Linked DNA regions of Mus musculus: region 2 is linked to region 1. Evidence: chromatin loops called from intact Hi-C (ENCODE). Cell type or tissue: heart. All regions are shown on one strand.

Region 1 (8,000 bases):
GAAGAGGAAGGTGGGAGAGAGAGGAGATGGGAGGGGAGGGGAGAGGAGAGGAGAGCCTGGTGGACATTACCACTGCACAGGAGGGACAGCAAAGGCTTGACTCTACTAGTTACTTAGTTACTCTTTTCTTTTCTTTTCTTTTCTTTTCTTTTCTTAGATTTATTTATTTATTTTATGTAATGAGTACACTGTAGTTATCTTCAGACACACCAGAAGAGGGCATCAGATCACATTGCAGATGGTTGTGAGCCACCATGTGGTTGCTGGAAATTGACTCAGGACCTCTGGAAGAGCAGTCAGTGCTCTTAACCACTGAGCCATCGCTCCAGCCCACTCTTTTTTTTCAATTACATGAGAAATACCCTATAAGTATATGTGGGAGGTGGGTCCCCACTGGAATGCATAGGCTGACTTATTATTAATGATGGCTATCTTACTAATGATGTTCTTTAAGTATTGATTAAGATACTATGTTGGTCAGCACTGTCCAGGAAAACAGAACCAACAGAAGATTCTCATGGGTACATACATATATCCTTATTTTATAATCTAATACATACATATGCATATAGGCTTATTGTGGGGAATCAGCCCACATGCCTGTGTGGCTATGGAATATGAAGTCCATGGGGCAGGCAGCAGGCTGGAGATTCAGGCAGGAGCTACTGCTGTGGTCTTAAGATTAAACTTTCTAAGGAATCACAGCATTTGCTCCCAGGGCCTAAAACTGATTAGAAGGCGTTACCCAGATTCTCAAGGTTCATCTCTCTTTCTTCTGATTACAGAGGTCAGCCATACCCATATAACTCCTTCATATACAAAGCTAACATCAACAGTGGCTTCTGATTTCTCCCATTGCCATCTCCCCTTAGTCAACGGAACTTTGTTGGGAGATATTTCAAGATCGTGTGTATGTTCTCTCCTTTGTCTAACCCCTCCCACCTGCATCAAGCATCCATTGCTGGTCCTTCCTGAAAGGAAGCAGTGTTGCCTGTAACCATTATGTAAAGAGCTTTCCCTTGAAGAAAAAGTTTGAGAACTGCCTACCCATGACAGCTCTGCCATTTAGTCAGCCCTGTGGCCTGGTCAGGTTCTCATTCAGGACCACTTGCTCACACAAGGCGGCTGGACTTGTGCAACTGGTACAGCATTCGTTAGATATAATAACATGTGTAAAAATGCTGTGTATAAGGAAGGTGGCTTAGAGAGCCTTATACAGACTCATGCAGCCTTCTGTCATGGCTAAGTACATCTTTAATTAGGAAAACATTTATCTTAGTCTTCCTCCCCATCACAGTGAAGATACAATGAGTTAATTTAAACAGAGACCTTAAGGCAGCAGCTGGCAAGGTTAGAGCAAGGGTTAGGGTCTTACTTGATTAAATAAAAGAGAACATTCTAGACATCTGTTCTTCAGTTAAAGAGTTGTTACTGTCCTTGAAGCCACCCAAAACTTTAGCATTAATTGTGTTATTTATTTATTTATTTATTTATTTATTAATATTTGCTGGCATTTATTGTCACTCTGCCTATACCCAAGCTTACTGTGCCACCTCTCTGAAGAGTCCCTAACCTGCTATGGTAGAAAGAACAGAAAGCTGGATGCCAAGGGTGTGTGAGCTACTGTCCCATCCCTTCCATGGCCCTGTGCTAATATTTTGAGCAAGTTACGCCTCCCTGAACTTCAGTTTTCCCTTCTGCAAAGTAGAAGGGTCGAACCAGCTAATACTTAACCTAATGCTGGCTGTAAATGTCCCAAGTAGCTTTAGTTCAGAGATAGTTGGGCCAACTAAACTGTCCAGCACCCAATGTCTGCCATGCATTCCTCATACGAAGCTCCATCGGGTCCCCAGCGCAGCCTTGCCCTGGATGTGTTAGTGGAGTTATCCCACCAATGCTCTGAGATGCTGGATGCCTGTTGGTTCTCCTACTGGTAAAGGGTACAGCCAGGACTCAAGCCTGGAGCTGCCCATCCCAAATATCCTTTGCTTTGAGCTGGCTTCCACTATGATCAGTATCTCAGAGATTGAATTTAGAAGGCACCAGGCTCAGCATACAGAAAGCCCCATCCCTCCCAGCCTGAACTCTCTGGGCCTCACAGGTAGAACCATCCTGCTTGAGCTCTTACTGATTCTGTGACTTGGGGAAAATCATTTAGCTTTCTTATGCCTCAGTTTCCTGGTCTCTGAAAGGCAGCTATTTCACACAGTTATGTTGTGATGAGACTTGAAGAGAGTCCTGCAAAATATTAGCACAGTCACTAGGATTTAGGTAAATTGAGCTAAATAGTTCCACTGGGTCAGCCTCCCAAGCCTGATGTGAAAACAGATGCAACAAGCCATGGAAAGTATATTATAGATTGCAGTGTGCTGTTTATATATGAAGGATCAGGATTCTAAGATCTGACCCTGGAGAAGCAGTTGAAGGCAAGGGTAACAGGAGCCGCAAGGGACGGTGACCCTGCCGATTCCACACATTTTTTTGTTGTTGTTCCTGAGTTCTCAAGTGCAGTTCCCCCCACCCCCACCCCCCGCCCCTCAGTCAAGCTAGATTTGTTAGGGGAAACAAGTAACATGAGTCTATAAACTTTCAACTCAACTCAATTACAAGGAAGTGGGTAACCGGAAGTGGGAATTCCAAATGAAACCAAACTATATGCGTTGGCTTTACACCAGCAATTAAGTATGTTGATGGGAAGAAAACAGTGATTTTACCCTTTTGAAGTAGAGTTGGGGTTACGGCTGTACACACCTGTGTTGTATTAAGTTGTGGGATCAGTAGGTATAATTACAGAATTTAATTATAAAGTGTGTCTTACTGACATGTGTATGCATGGGTGTACATATTGTAAACCCTTTCAAGACGGTTTATTTAAAACAAAATCATAGAAGGTCAGCTTCTCACTGAAAGGTTCATGGTGGGTCTTCCTGAGTGGGAGGAGCCCAGAAAGTCTTTATTCTCTTGTGTTATTTGAGTAGGAAAATACCCCACTGTGTGTCTCTCCCTCCTTCTCTTCCTCCCCCTTTCTTTCTCCTTTCCCTTCTACTTCCCTGTTAGATCTCCTCCACCCCCTCCTCCCAGTAGTACTATATATCAAACCCCAGCCTCCTGCACTGTACACAAATGCTCTATTCTTGAGCTTGGATGCTTACAAGACAACCATTTCTTTAGAGAAACTTACAGTCCTGTTAGAAATGACAGGCAATAAATAGTCAGAGGATTAGTTCCAATCTCTACTACCTGCTAGGAAAAAAATGGTGTAGTTAGTTTGAGAACAACCAGGGAAGGGCGGGGTGGTGATGAAACAGACTTCATCTTTGATGTTGGGGGAGCCGGGGGCACTCGGGCCTCATCTGTGATACCAGAAAGAGGCTCTCAGGTAGAATGTGGGATGCTCTGAGAGTCCTAGGAAGACGGAAAACCAATTCTCAGCCTGGGGTTTGGGGGCGGGCCTTCTACAGCCCTTATGGAGTTCGGCCTCTTGTGTCTCTTCGAAAGTATGTCCTACTAGGACTAGTGGTGATAGATGCCACCAGCCCACCCCCCCCCCCCGACCCAGCTGCCCTAGAAACCATAACAAAGTTACTGGCTTTGAAGCCTCTGGATGCTCAAGTCTTCCCTGTCTCAGGCAGCTCCCCTCTTGCCAGAGTTCTTGTCCTTCTGTGGAGTCCTAGGCTGCCATTTAGCCTTTCCCAGAGAAGCACCGCAGGGCCAGAGATAAGGCTTTGCATGCTCCAGGCCCTGGGTTCAAGCCCCAGTATCACAGAACATAAAGATAAAACAGCTCTCTCCCAGCCACATCCACTTACACTTTGTGACTTGCTTCTTGTCCTGTGTGGATCTAACCCATTCTATCTAGGGAGTGGAGAGAGGCCTCAAGAAAAGGCAAGGAGCACAGGGGCCCCAGGAAAATTTCCTTTCCCCAGTGGGGGAGTAGGGATATTTATGTGCTTCTTTGTCTAGATCTTATCTACTTTTATTTTATGCATGTATGTATATATGCCATGTGTACACAAGTGCCTGCAGAGACCAGAAGAGGGCATTGGAGCCCCTGGAAGTGAAGTTACAAGTAGTGGGGAGCCACTGTGTGGGTTCTGGGAACCAAACCTGGATCCTCTGCAAGAACTTCAAATGCTCTTAACTCCTGAGTCATCTTTCCATTGTCTGCTGGAAACGCTTGTACTAAATACTTCTATTCAGTCACCTACCTTGGGAGGCAGTGGGAGGTGTTTCCCACTAACTAACTATCATCATGTGGACTTCTAAACTGTAGAGGGTCGTTTCTTGTACAGATAGTTTACTGGGCATTTATTATGTGACAGTGTATCCTAGGCACAGGGAATGATGTGGACAAATTTCCTGAGCTAGGAGATACTGTTCAGGGCAGGTCTTGTCCCAGCCCTATATCTGCCTTTGATCCCATGTTTGCCATTATTATATACAATAAAGATTAAAGTGTGGATAATATTAGGTAATAAGTATGGAAGTGCTTGGGAAAGCATCCAGAAACCTGGCTGACTTTCCTTATAAGCCATTCTACAATCCCAGAAAAGGGCTGGAGCATTGGGTAAGCACACCTGTAGTTCTTTCGTCATACCACTAGATGTCAGTGGTGTTCAGGAGGGGAGGAGGACACGTGGTGATGACCTTTTAGCCAGGTTGTGGAGACTGCAAAATAAAGACTTTCTGTATACTAGATGCTGTCCTGAATGCAGTGAATTTCCCATATCATTTGATGCTTACAGAGGCCCCATGATTTGCATATTCCTATCCCTAGTTTACAGTTCTCAAAGAAAGAACTGCTGCTAATGTTAGTCAGTTTTCTATCTGAAGCCACCATACAAAGATTGCCTTAGAAGCAATGTTCAGCCAGACAGTCCTTGGCTGCTGCCGACCCACTGTGAACAGTGTCTCCCCATACACGGGCAGCAAATGACTGCACAGATGTATAAAGACAAAAGCTTCCATGGATGTCTGAGTAGAGTGCAGTGCAGGTGCTCATTAGACAGACAGAAAGGTACAGGCTGACAAAAGCCTGCAGAGGCAGCTGGGCTGTCTACATCTCCTGTTAGAGAGGTTAGAAATCATAAACACTCTTGGTGGGGCTGGGACTTGACATGAGGAATATAAAAAGGTCTCAGTGAGCTTGACTTTAAATGAGCATATAGATAGAGGTACTATATGCCATTCCAACAATGACCAGCATGGCAAGATGTTCCAAGGGCATAGTAGTGGCACTTATATCTTGGGGGTAACCAATACCCATCCAGTTGTACCTAAGGCCTACTCAGTTAGAGGACATTCATGACTGGTACTGTAAATCTAACCAACTCTGCATGGCTGGTAATGTCATAGACCCGAGAGGAAAACAGTACAGACAGTATAGCTTCTAAACTATATTCTAAATGCTTATACCCACAGATAAGTATAGCTCTCAGCCCTTGTCATAGAAGCTTCTTTTTGCCGAAAACATTACAGAAATTCCAAACTGGTCAAAAAGAAAAACTAACTGTGGGGTACCCAGCCCCACTTTATGCATTTACAGTACAACCCCAAACCTAATTCTCAAGAAACATCGCAAAAGTAGAGAAAGAAAAATCACTAAAAACTGAAAGGCCAGGACATCTGATAATGGCAGAGCAGCTGAGCCCATGAAATCCCAAAAATGTGGTTGCTTAAATAAGATCTGCACAACGACACCAGTTTACATGCCAGTGTGAATAGGGGAAATCTCACAAGGCCTGGAAGAAGAGCTATAGGTAACTAATAGCTACTGAGACGAGGAGAATTAGTATTTCCCATAGACTAGGCCAGCCCCCTGGTAGGCGATCCAAACCCAAGTGGTCAGCTTTAAACATGCACATAGCAGTGACTCTAAATGGGCTCAGAAGGATGTATGTATAATATAATAGACATTGGTTTACATTATATAATAATTTTTTAAAAAGGAGTTTGTGAATTTGAGATGGATCTGAGTACACAAGAAGAATTGGAGAAGTAGAGGCTCTCATCTATAAAATTCTCAAAAAATATATTAAATTATAAAAAGAGCTGGAGTCCAGATCTTCCCTAAGCAATGCCTGAAAGTTGCTGAAAGTTAAAGAAAAAGTAGGGGGAAATTCAAGGTCAAAGTTATACAAAGACAGACTGCGTGTAGTAGCTGATGGTAATTCCAGGCCTTTGGGAGCTGGGGAGGTGGCTCAGCTGTTAAGAGCACACACTGGTCTCCCAAAGCACCTGACTTTGATTCTCAACACCTATGTGGGGCAGCTCGCAATTGCCTATAACTGCAGCTCCAGGGGGCTCTGATACCCTCTCTGGCTCCTCAAATACCCTCTCCTGTATCTAGAAATATGCATGCATGGTGAGTGCACACATACACGCACACACACACAAAACTAAAATAAATGATGACGTCATCCTTCCCAAGAGAAGACATGACAAAGGCAAGAAAGACACTGCTACGTTTCTGTCCTCAACACCCATAGACCTTCAGTTCAGACCCTGGACTACGGCAAGGCAGGGAGAATGATGTGAAGAGTGGAACGCACACAGAAGTCCGTAGGGAGGCCTTGCAAAGGACAGAAGAAACAGACTAGGCATGATTCCCACGAAGGAAAATCCAGGAGCCCTCTCTTAAGTTGAGCCCCACCCAAGGGACAGCCCTGGCGATACCTGAAGCAAACCAATGGCTTTGGAAATGGCTGGGCAATGGGGTCACACAAACAGAGGGAGGGAAGGCTCAAGGGGACCTGATGGCAAGATGTCTCTGTGATGTCTGGGGTACCTACTAGCTTTGAGGAAGCAGGTTTGGGCATGGCAGAATAAATGGTTACATTTGTCCCTGTTGAACCATTTACAAGGTCATTTCTACATGTGACATCTTGTTTGAGGTCAGTTAGCAAGGAGCTGAAGGGGCTCTCTATGTTCTTACCTGAAGGATGAGTAAAGCCGACCTTCGTGCTCATTCATTACCATAGGTTTGGGTGCTGGGGTGAAAATTCTGGTTTTTCTAGTTGCTATGCTACATCGATTTCAGAGCGATGATGTCCCGGAATGGTGATAAAGTTGCTGTTGTTTATGACTCTGGGGCCAGGCATGTTGGTCTGGTTTGCACCTGGAAGCCCCTGAGCCTCGACAAGGCACATCACATGCCTACCGTAACAAGAGAATGTGTCTAGGAGAGAGGGGACCAAATGCAAACTAACATGTGCATCTGCTAGTCGAGTGCTCCTTCTGCTCCTCGTCTTTGTGGGATCGGGTGTGCCCCTGTTCCTGGAGGGTGGGAGCCTATTCTGGTGGCCTGCCGCCAGCTCTTCTTCACGATGAGTCTTCCTTAGGCAAATGCTTGGGAGGAGCCATCTCCAGTTAAGGGCCTGCTTTGGAAGGCAAGTTCTCTGACTCATGCTGAGTAAAGTCTGCACACAAGCAGGTGCCTGACTGGGAGCACATTTCTAGGGCTTAATGAGCATCTGGAAGGGAGGAGACAGGAGGGTCCTGGGGGCAGAGCTTGGCGATCTGCTAGGAGGAGGGGGGAAGCCGGAGAAATAAGCCTGCATTGGGAGTGATATGATCACATGGCATCCATGAAAGATGACTATCACTGGCCAGGAGATGGGATGGAGGCAACACAGGAGACCCAGGATGATGCTGTGGAAGGCAGCAGATAATGCTACTTGGGCAGGCCACTGCAAAACAGCAGACAGCCCTGAGGACAGAGGATCATGTGAGTTGAGAACGACGTGTGTACCTGCGATTGCTGAGTCCTCCCTTTCAGCCTTCACCAGTTGTGGGGAGGGCATTTCCCTTCTCAACAACTTCTTATGCTGCCTAAGTAGGAGAGCCTGGCCCATTGTCACAGTTTATAGTTATCTGTATGCTTTGGTGTTATTGTCTTGTGCTCTGTAGACTCCCAATTCCAAGTCAAGTGGTGTTCATTTTTTAAGGCTTCTTGCCTAGTTTCACGTTGGAGTTCTAAAAAGTATGTGTGACTATGACCA
Region 2 (8,000 bases), 400 kb after region 1:
ACACTTCTGGCCCTCTCTACACTCCAGTAAAAGTTGCTAGGACAGCTCACCAAGACTCAGTGGGGTTGGCTGTTGAGAATGAACACACAGGGCCTTCGGTCACCTCATTCAGAGAGACTGGTAGAGTCCTGTGTCCTGCCCCAGAGTGAACACGTGATGAGGGTCCGTGGGTTAGAAATGAATGCAGCCAAGATGACAGGACTTCCAGTTAGCAGTGGATGGGGCTCTAGGTACCTTTGCTCACCAGTTTCCCCTGGGTTCTGCCACAGGAAGCACTCATAGATGTCTGTTAGATGAACGGTGCACACATCTCTGATTCTGTAACAGCCCACCCCACCCTCTGCCAGGTCTCTGGACCTCTCCCCACTTTGATTCCTATTCTATAACTGACTGCAAAAGCACACAGGAAGTGCTCCCCACTAAGTGAGTGCTACTCAACTCTGAGGCCAAATGTCTGCCCCAGCCTCCCTGACCAGATACTTCTGGGGACAAGCACTGTCTGGTTTAATGGTGAGATCTCAGCAGAGAGAGTAAGAGTTGCCTCTAGACAAGGTGCTGTCTGCATTAATCCTGATTGAACCCACACCATAGGCAAGAGGTGGGATTGGCAGGTGAGCTGTAGGTTCATGACTTGTGTTTAAGGATGGAATCAGAATGTGAGTCCAGGATTCCCTAGTGCCACATTCTAAGCTATGTTGGTATTAAAGTTAGGGAGCCAAGGAATTTCCCATATGAAGAGACTGAGGAATGAATACCACCTTTCATGTGTCCAGCAGGTCCCCATCAGCAGACACAGGATTGCCTGAGACTGTATTCCACTCCCATACTTGGAGCCAGCCTCATGGGCAGTGACCAGAGCTCCATGACCAGTGCAGCCCCACAGAGCTCCATGCTTAGAAGGGCTCGGCTCTCCCTGAGTTCAGTGTTCTGCTGTCACCATCTTGAATGCCTGTTTCTTCTTCTTTTCAAAGGGGGACTGTCTATTTTCATCTTATCCTGGATTATGCAAACTATGTGACCAGTCATGCCCAGATTGCTTATCCAGCGTTGATAATCTCTCAGAATTCTAGGACATTCTCAAGACCCTGAGACACAGAGGACCCCAGATTCCCAAAAGAGTGGGTATCCAATGGGCAAGAAAATCCTTGCATGTGTTGGCTTAGGACTGACTCGCATCAAGAGAACCCAGGAAACTCACACCTGATGATAAACATTCGAGCTACAATGCCCTTGCACACACAGGCATGTGTCTGAAGCCCATCTCCATGTCCACCCAAGTCTCACTAGATGACCACAATGTATTTATATGAGGACAATGATTCTCTCTCCTCAGAGATGTTTGCCAGTTTTCCTGATCATCCACTAAGTCGCACTCATGATTTCTTCACACTCATAGCGCCACCTGGTGGCCACCTCTCGCACTTTCCCTCCCCCAGCCTGAGCTGCAGAACAGCTGAGTAACACCAGTCTCCTGCCCAGCTCTTTCACTTCCTGGGGTTCGGGAGACCTTCAGACAACATCCCTTGTGACTTACAGCCAACCGTTTAGACTTATTACATCTACACGGCTTCTCTGATTCTCTCCCCCTTAGCTTTCTTTATACTTCTGAGCCAAAAAGAGAAATTCTTACTAATGTGTGAGTAGGCAAGATGTGGCTTCTTATAATAAAAAATGTGACAAAAGCCCTCAAGATGCCTCAGCAGGTAAAGGTACTCACTGCCAAGCCTGGTGACATGAGTTCCATCCCTGTGACCCACACGGTGGAAGGAGAGAATGGACAACTGAAAATTGTCTATTGAACTCCAGCCCAATGTGCATATAAACACATATATACCTATATCTGTATCTGTGTCTGTGTCTGTGTCTGTATCTGTGTCTGTATCTGTATCTATATCTATGTCTATATCTATACACACACACACATGCATACACGTGACATGTGTATACACACAGACAGACTGTTTTAAAAACTAACAAGATGAACTCCTTGAGGATCCAGGCTCCACTCTGGTCTGGATCAAATTACTCTCAGAAGTTGCTTCAAAAAACATTAAAGGCTCGAGAAAGGAAACAGAGGAAAATAAGCTTTGGGGTCCTTTCCTCTTCTTCCATGATGCCTTGCGACCCTCAAGCCACTGTGAAGAGAATCCCTCTATAGTAAATATGATGTCCCCAGCTCTCTCCTGTAGTCATGTACAGGAGCCACTGCTGAGCCTGAGGCTGGAAGAAGGCAGACAATGCAGTGTCCCTGAATTATGTCGCTTGGAGACTTACCCTGAGCACCCTCAAGCTATCAATGCCAACAGTGATAATAAGGAGGAAGAACTTCCTTTGCTTAGGAGCCAAGACAGTAGGCAGGCACACTAGGCACATCTTCTTTGATGCATTTTGCAATTGCATCAAGGCATGTTTCAGAAAGCAGTCTGCCCAGCCTGGGAACCTACAACATGTCAGATGTTTGCTAAGCACTCTAAGTACATCTGCATTTAAACCTGGCCACAGTGCATGCAGAGGGGTGTCATTAATATCTCTAGTCTTCAATTGGAGAAACGGAGGTATATTTAGAAGGATGCGATGCTGGCAAATGGAACGACTGAGACTTGAACCTAAATAATCCGATTTCAGGGGCTAGCATGCTACCGTTAGCTACCTCTTGAGCCTAGAAACAGAAAGGAAACATACAAACACTGATCTAGATCCTGCTAGACAAGGCCAACTGAATAACCACAGTGCATTTATTTAGTCACTTTCCCTGAAGGGCATCTGATGTCAGGTATGGATGATACATAAGTACAGTCTGCCTCTAGTCTGGGAGTAAGAGCTGAACCAGATGGAACTGCACCTAGGTACTGCATGATGGGGTGGAATGCAATGGGACTCAGGTGACAAGAAGCAAGCTCCTGACACCTCTAAGTCAGGAAATGCTTGAACACTGGCTTAGTTGTATCTAAGATTTACCTCTCTGTCCTGCAGATAAATTCTAAACAAATTTATTATACCTAAAGACCCCACTAACTCTAACCCTCAGCTTCACACTGCCTTCCACCTTAGACGAGAGGAATGCTGGCTGCCATGGGTCAGGCAACTTAACAAGTCCAGCATCTCATGGTTCCGGGGTCTACATAGACTGGCCTGATCTGCCATCTAGTGGTTGATATGTGCATTACATAAGGTATGGGTGGCATCCTGCCTTTCTGCCCAGGTATAGAGGGGATGAAACCTAAGATAGAATCCTTAAGTCTGTAAGCAGCATTAAGAAGGTGTCTCCAATGTTTTACTAATGAGGAGACTGAGATGGGACTCTGAGATTTGATTGATATAGTAATAATTTTATCCATCATTTGCCTGGCAGCATGCTAATCTCTTCACGTTGACCTCCTGGAGTCATCTCATGAATACCATAACGACATTTGTTTAGCCTCCCTCATGCCTGCTCTATTTCTGAATTCCATCTTGTAATGTCCTCCTTACTTTGAATGCCATGTATTTATAAGACCTTGAAGTGACACTGCAAACTGTTATACAGTCTGAATCAGGCCGTCCTTCAGAGTGACACTTCCTATGTTCTTGGCCCTCCGTGTATCCTACATGCTCCTTGGGCTTGCATCGGATTTGATTGTTGTAAGCAAGACTGGTGTGTGTGTATGCTCTTCCATATCTGAACAGGTCAGGCATGGTAAGAGTTGGAGGTGTTGGTGCAAGGTAAAATGCTGACCACGGCTTCTCCTCCACCACTTCCTTCTTGGTATGTTTTGTTTGCTTGTTTGTTTTGTTTTGTTTTGTTTTCAAGGTAGGGTTTTTCTGTGTAGCCTTGGCTATCTTGGAACTTTCTTTGTAGACCAGGCTGGCCTCCAACTCATAGAGACCCACCTACCTCTGCTCCCAAGTGTTGGGATTAAAGGCATGCATCACCATTTCCAGCAGGAAGAAGGAATTTTAGTGGAGAAAATGACTCAATAGGACTGGTCAAGTGCTACTCAACTCTGAGGCCAAATGTCTGCCCCAGCCTCCCTGACCAGATACTTCTGGGACAAACACTGTGTGGTTTAATGGTGAGATCTCAGCAGAGAGAGTAAGAGTTGCCTCTAGACAAGGTGCTTTCTGCATTAATCCTGATTGAACCCACACCATAGGCAAGAGATGGGATTGGCAGGTGAGCTGTAGGTTCATGACTTGTGTTTAAGGATGGAATCAGAATGTGAGTCCAGGATTCCCTAGTGCCACATTCTAAGCTATGTTGGTATTAAGGTTGGGGAGCCAAGGAATTTCCCATATGAAGAGACTGAGGAATGAATGCCACCTTTCATGTGTCCAGCAGGTCCCCATCAGCAGACACAGGATCGCCTGAGACTGTATTCTGTTCCTACACTTAGAGCCAGCTGCATGGGCAGTGCAGCCCCACAGAGCTCCCTGCTTAGAAGGGCTCGGCTCTCCCTGAGTTCTGCTGTCACCATCTTGAATGCCTGTTTCTTTTACTCTTTTAAAGGGGGACCCTCTATTTTCATCTTATGCTGGGTTATGCAAGCCATGTTGCCAGGCAGATTGGGGGCACAGACATGGACCTGGAGTCCCTCTGAGCTGACACTGAGTGTGCTTGTTTTCACTGTCAGAAAGCCCACAGCCTCAGCACAAGGGAACTGGGTATCCAGAGTGAGTTTACAGGAGAAGAGACGATTTCACGTGGAAGAATTGGGAGAGGGGTTTTCTAAAAGAGCCAATCTTGGCTTCAGAGGCCCACAGATACACTGCAGTAATATATGCTAGGTAATTTTATTTCAATTTGACACAAGCTAGAGTCATCTAAGAGGGTGGAGCCTTATTTGAGAAAATGTCTCAGGCTGTAGGCAAGCCTTAGGGTGTTTTGTTAATTAGTGATTGATGGTGGAGGGTCAGCCCATTGTTAGTGGTGATACCCCTGGGCTGGTCGTCCTGGTTTCTATAAGAAAGCAGGCTGGGGAAGCCACAAGGTCCAGGCCAGAAGGAGCACTCCTCCATGGCCTCTGCATCAGCTCCTGCCTCCATGTTCCTGCCCTGCTTGAGTTCCTGGCCTGCATTCTTCCATGATGAACTCCCATGGTGTGCAAGTGTGAGCCCTTTCCTCTTCAACTTCTTTGGTGATGGTGTTTCTTCCCAGCAGAGGTAACCCTAATTAGGACACAATGGATGCTTGTCTGACCAGACAGTGGTCTCGAGAATGTAGGGAAGCCCCCTTGTATCTCTCCAGCTTCCTATCCATTGTCCCCAGACGTGGTTTGTACGGTTGCGGGAAGTATCTGTCAGACAGTGATGAAGAATACTCAAGATCTGTGACTAAAACTGAGGGGGATGTTCTTGGGGAAACAAAAAAATATTAGCGTTACAGTAGCACGGCAGGAACTCACAACTCGGAACCCAGAAAGCTGCCAGTGAGCACGTGGTGGTTACACAGCCCCTGGCATCGCAAGCTCCCGTCGGATCCCTAAGTCTTAAGAACTAAACTAAGAAGACCTCAGCCTGATTCTGACTCACCCGGTGACACACATGCAGAACCAATCCAAAAAGCTTTGCAAAGTCTTTGAAAACCAGTTTAGGGGCCACAGTCTACAAAGGGTTGCTCATAACTTGTTGTCTATATTCATCTTGGTGGGTGTACCTACTTCCATGACAGAGCCCTCATCTAACATGAGCAAAAGTCTATGTTCAGTCCTCAGCACTACACAAAAGAATCAAGAACTGGGCCAGGGTGGTGGCATACCAGAGACAGAGGCAGGCAGAGCTCTATGTGTCTAAGTAGCGAGTTCTACATGGTGAAACCCTGTCTAAAGGGGGGAGGGGCAGTGTTAAGTATAAATTAATGAAAATAAAGTCAGTCTTTAAAGACTCCCTAGAATTTAAATAAGACCTAACACTATATTTATATACAACCTTATCCAGAAATCTCAACTTGGCCAGTTCTGAGATGACATCAAGATGGGAATTATCTAAAGTTCTAAAGCAGATTTTACAAACAGGTTCCAAAGGTAAGGACAGAAACTCTTGAAGCAGCTGGTAAGACAGAATACCTGAAAAAAAAAAAAAAAACACATAAGAGATGTAAGGCAGACGCAACTGGAAACACAACAGCTAAAGTAAATGTAACCAGTAGCCACACCCATCCACCCCCAGCCTGGGCCAGGCATAGAAGAATGGAAAGAAAAGGAAAAGAACCAGTGAGCCTAAAACAAACTGATTAAATATTCTTAATCTGTGGTTGATGGGGATGTGCTCAACCAGAGGAAGAGTGATTGTGAGGGCAAACTAGAGCCTTGGGGTTCACTGGGGCCATTTGACGGGTGTGTGTGTGTGAGAGAGAGAGAGAGAGAGAGAGGGAGAGAGAGAGAGAGAGAGAGAGAGAGAACAGCAGGAAACACACCTGATGAGATGAGAGCTAATGACTCCCCAAACCTAAAGAAAACCATGACCTCACGGAGTCAAGAATCTCTACAAACTCCAAACAAGGTACTGGAATCTATGCCCAGACACATTCTAACCCAAGCCATGGAGACCAAAGACGCAGAGATGCAAGGAAGACACAGGGGTTAGGGAGACAGCTCAGGGGGTAAAGTGCTGCACACACAAACACGAGGACCCAAGTTCAGTTCACAGCAGCCCAATAACAGCCAGGTGCAGTGACACACATGCCTGAAAACTTACACTTGAGAGAAACAGAGGGAGTCCCTACATGAGCTCCGGGCTCAATGAGGGACCCTGGCTCAAAAGATGGAAGAAGACACTCAGCATTGACCTCTGGACTCACATGCACAAGCACACACACACATGAACATACACCCACACATGTGCACATATGGGTATGTACACACACATTAAAGAATGTTTTTCAGTTGAAAGAATTCATAGGAAAACACAATGCATGACTTGCAGGGAGACAGTGACTGGAACGGCTGTCGGGACACCTAACGTTTCTAAAGTGCCAAAAGAAAAGAAATGTCAGCTCAGAATTCTGAGTGTAGTGAAAAGAACCTTCAGGAATGGGGATAAAATTAAAGCTGGCAAATGAAGGGAGCCAGGAGAATTGAGCTGCTCGGCCATTCTTCAGTCAATGGGAACGAGGCTAGAAAGAAGCTCGCAACCTTGGGAGAAGAACAGCAGGAATGGGAACGATTTCTAAACAGAATAAACTACCATTTAAATTCTTTCTTCAAAAAAAAAATCTCTTAAAAATCGGGAACGCTTTACGAATTTGAGTGTCATCCCCGTGCAGAGAGGCAGTGCTAATCTTGTCCGTATCCTTCTAATTTTAGTGTATGTGCTGCTGAAGTGGGCACTATTTTTTAAGTTCTTTTGTTGAAAGAGGCAGGGTCAGCACTCTGTGATGGACTTCCAATAAGAGGACAGGGGAGATCTGTGCAGCACACTTGGACACTGCCCTTGAAATAATCAGGTGTTGTTTCCAGACAGAGCAAGGAGGATGTCTGCTTTAAGTCCTGAAGCAATGGCTAAAAAACAAAGACATGATTAAAAAAGACAGAGAGACAGAGAGACAGAGAGAAACTTTTAAAAGCTCAAAAGCCCACAAGAAATCAAGAAAAGTTGGAGAAAATAACACAATAAAAAAGCTTATATGTAAATATGACAGTGATAGCCTCAAACATAAACTGGTATAAGCTCATCAAAATAAAAGAGATTCTGGAACACAGGAAAAAACATACGAGCTGACTAGACTATATGCGCGGTGAAGCAGTCACTTCAAATATAATGATATGCATAGGTTAAAAGTGAAATGATGGGAGAAGATATACCGTGAAAACAGTAATCAAAAGCCAGACAGAGTGACTACAAGGACATCAAACAACACAGACTTCAAAGCCTGGGGCGGGGAAGGGGGACGAATTACCATGATAAAAGAGTCAGTCCACCAAGAAGACATAATGTACTTAATTGTACATGCATTGAAAGTGGGTTCAAAATACAGGAGGGGAAACCTGACAGAAATGAAAGAAGATAGAGACAAATCCACAGTC

Evidence for each region. Peaks named below come from ENCODE experiments on the same cell type or tissue, not always from the same donor. Only the 100,000 strongest peaks of a DNase experiment are listed, where the experiment ranks them.
Region 2: it touches region 1 in a loop (9-fold over the local background); 32 of 42 quality-filtered maps call a loop at or near these places.

The regions. Positions count from the first base shown.
Region 1 is chr7:96,514,776-96,522,775 of GRCm38, forward strand. The region is part of intron 4 of Tenm4 (teneurin transmembrane protein 4); the gene reads left to right. Among named protein-coding and RNA genes, the nearest start is that of Gm15412, 180 kb to the left of the region's middle. In heart, no CTCF peak of the experiment used is centred here; a DNase peak (open chromatin) is centred at 4,586; H3K27me3 peaks cover 4,829 bases.
Region 2 is chr7:96,912,799-96,920,798 of GRCm38, forward strand. Gm22226 (a small nuclear RNA gene) reads right to left here and starts at 7,304; the gene lies at 7,196-7,304. In heart, CTCF peaks have their summits at 1,418 (motif pointing left) and 3,154 (motif pointing left); DNase peaks (open chromatin) are centred at 1,413 and 3,113; H3K27me3 peaks cover 4,241 bases.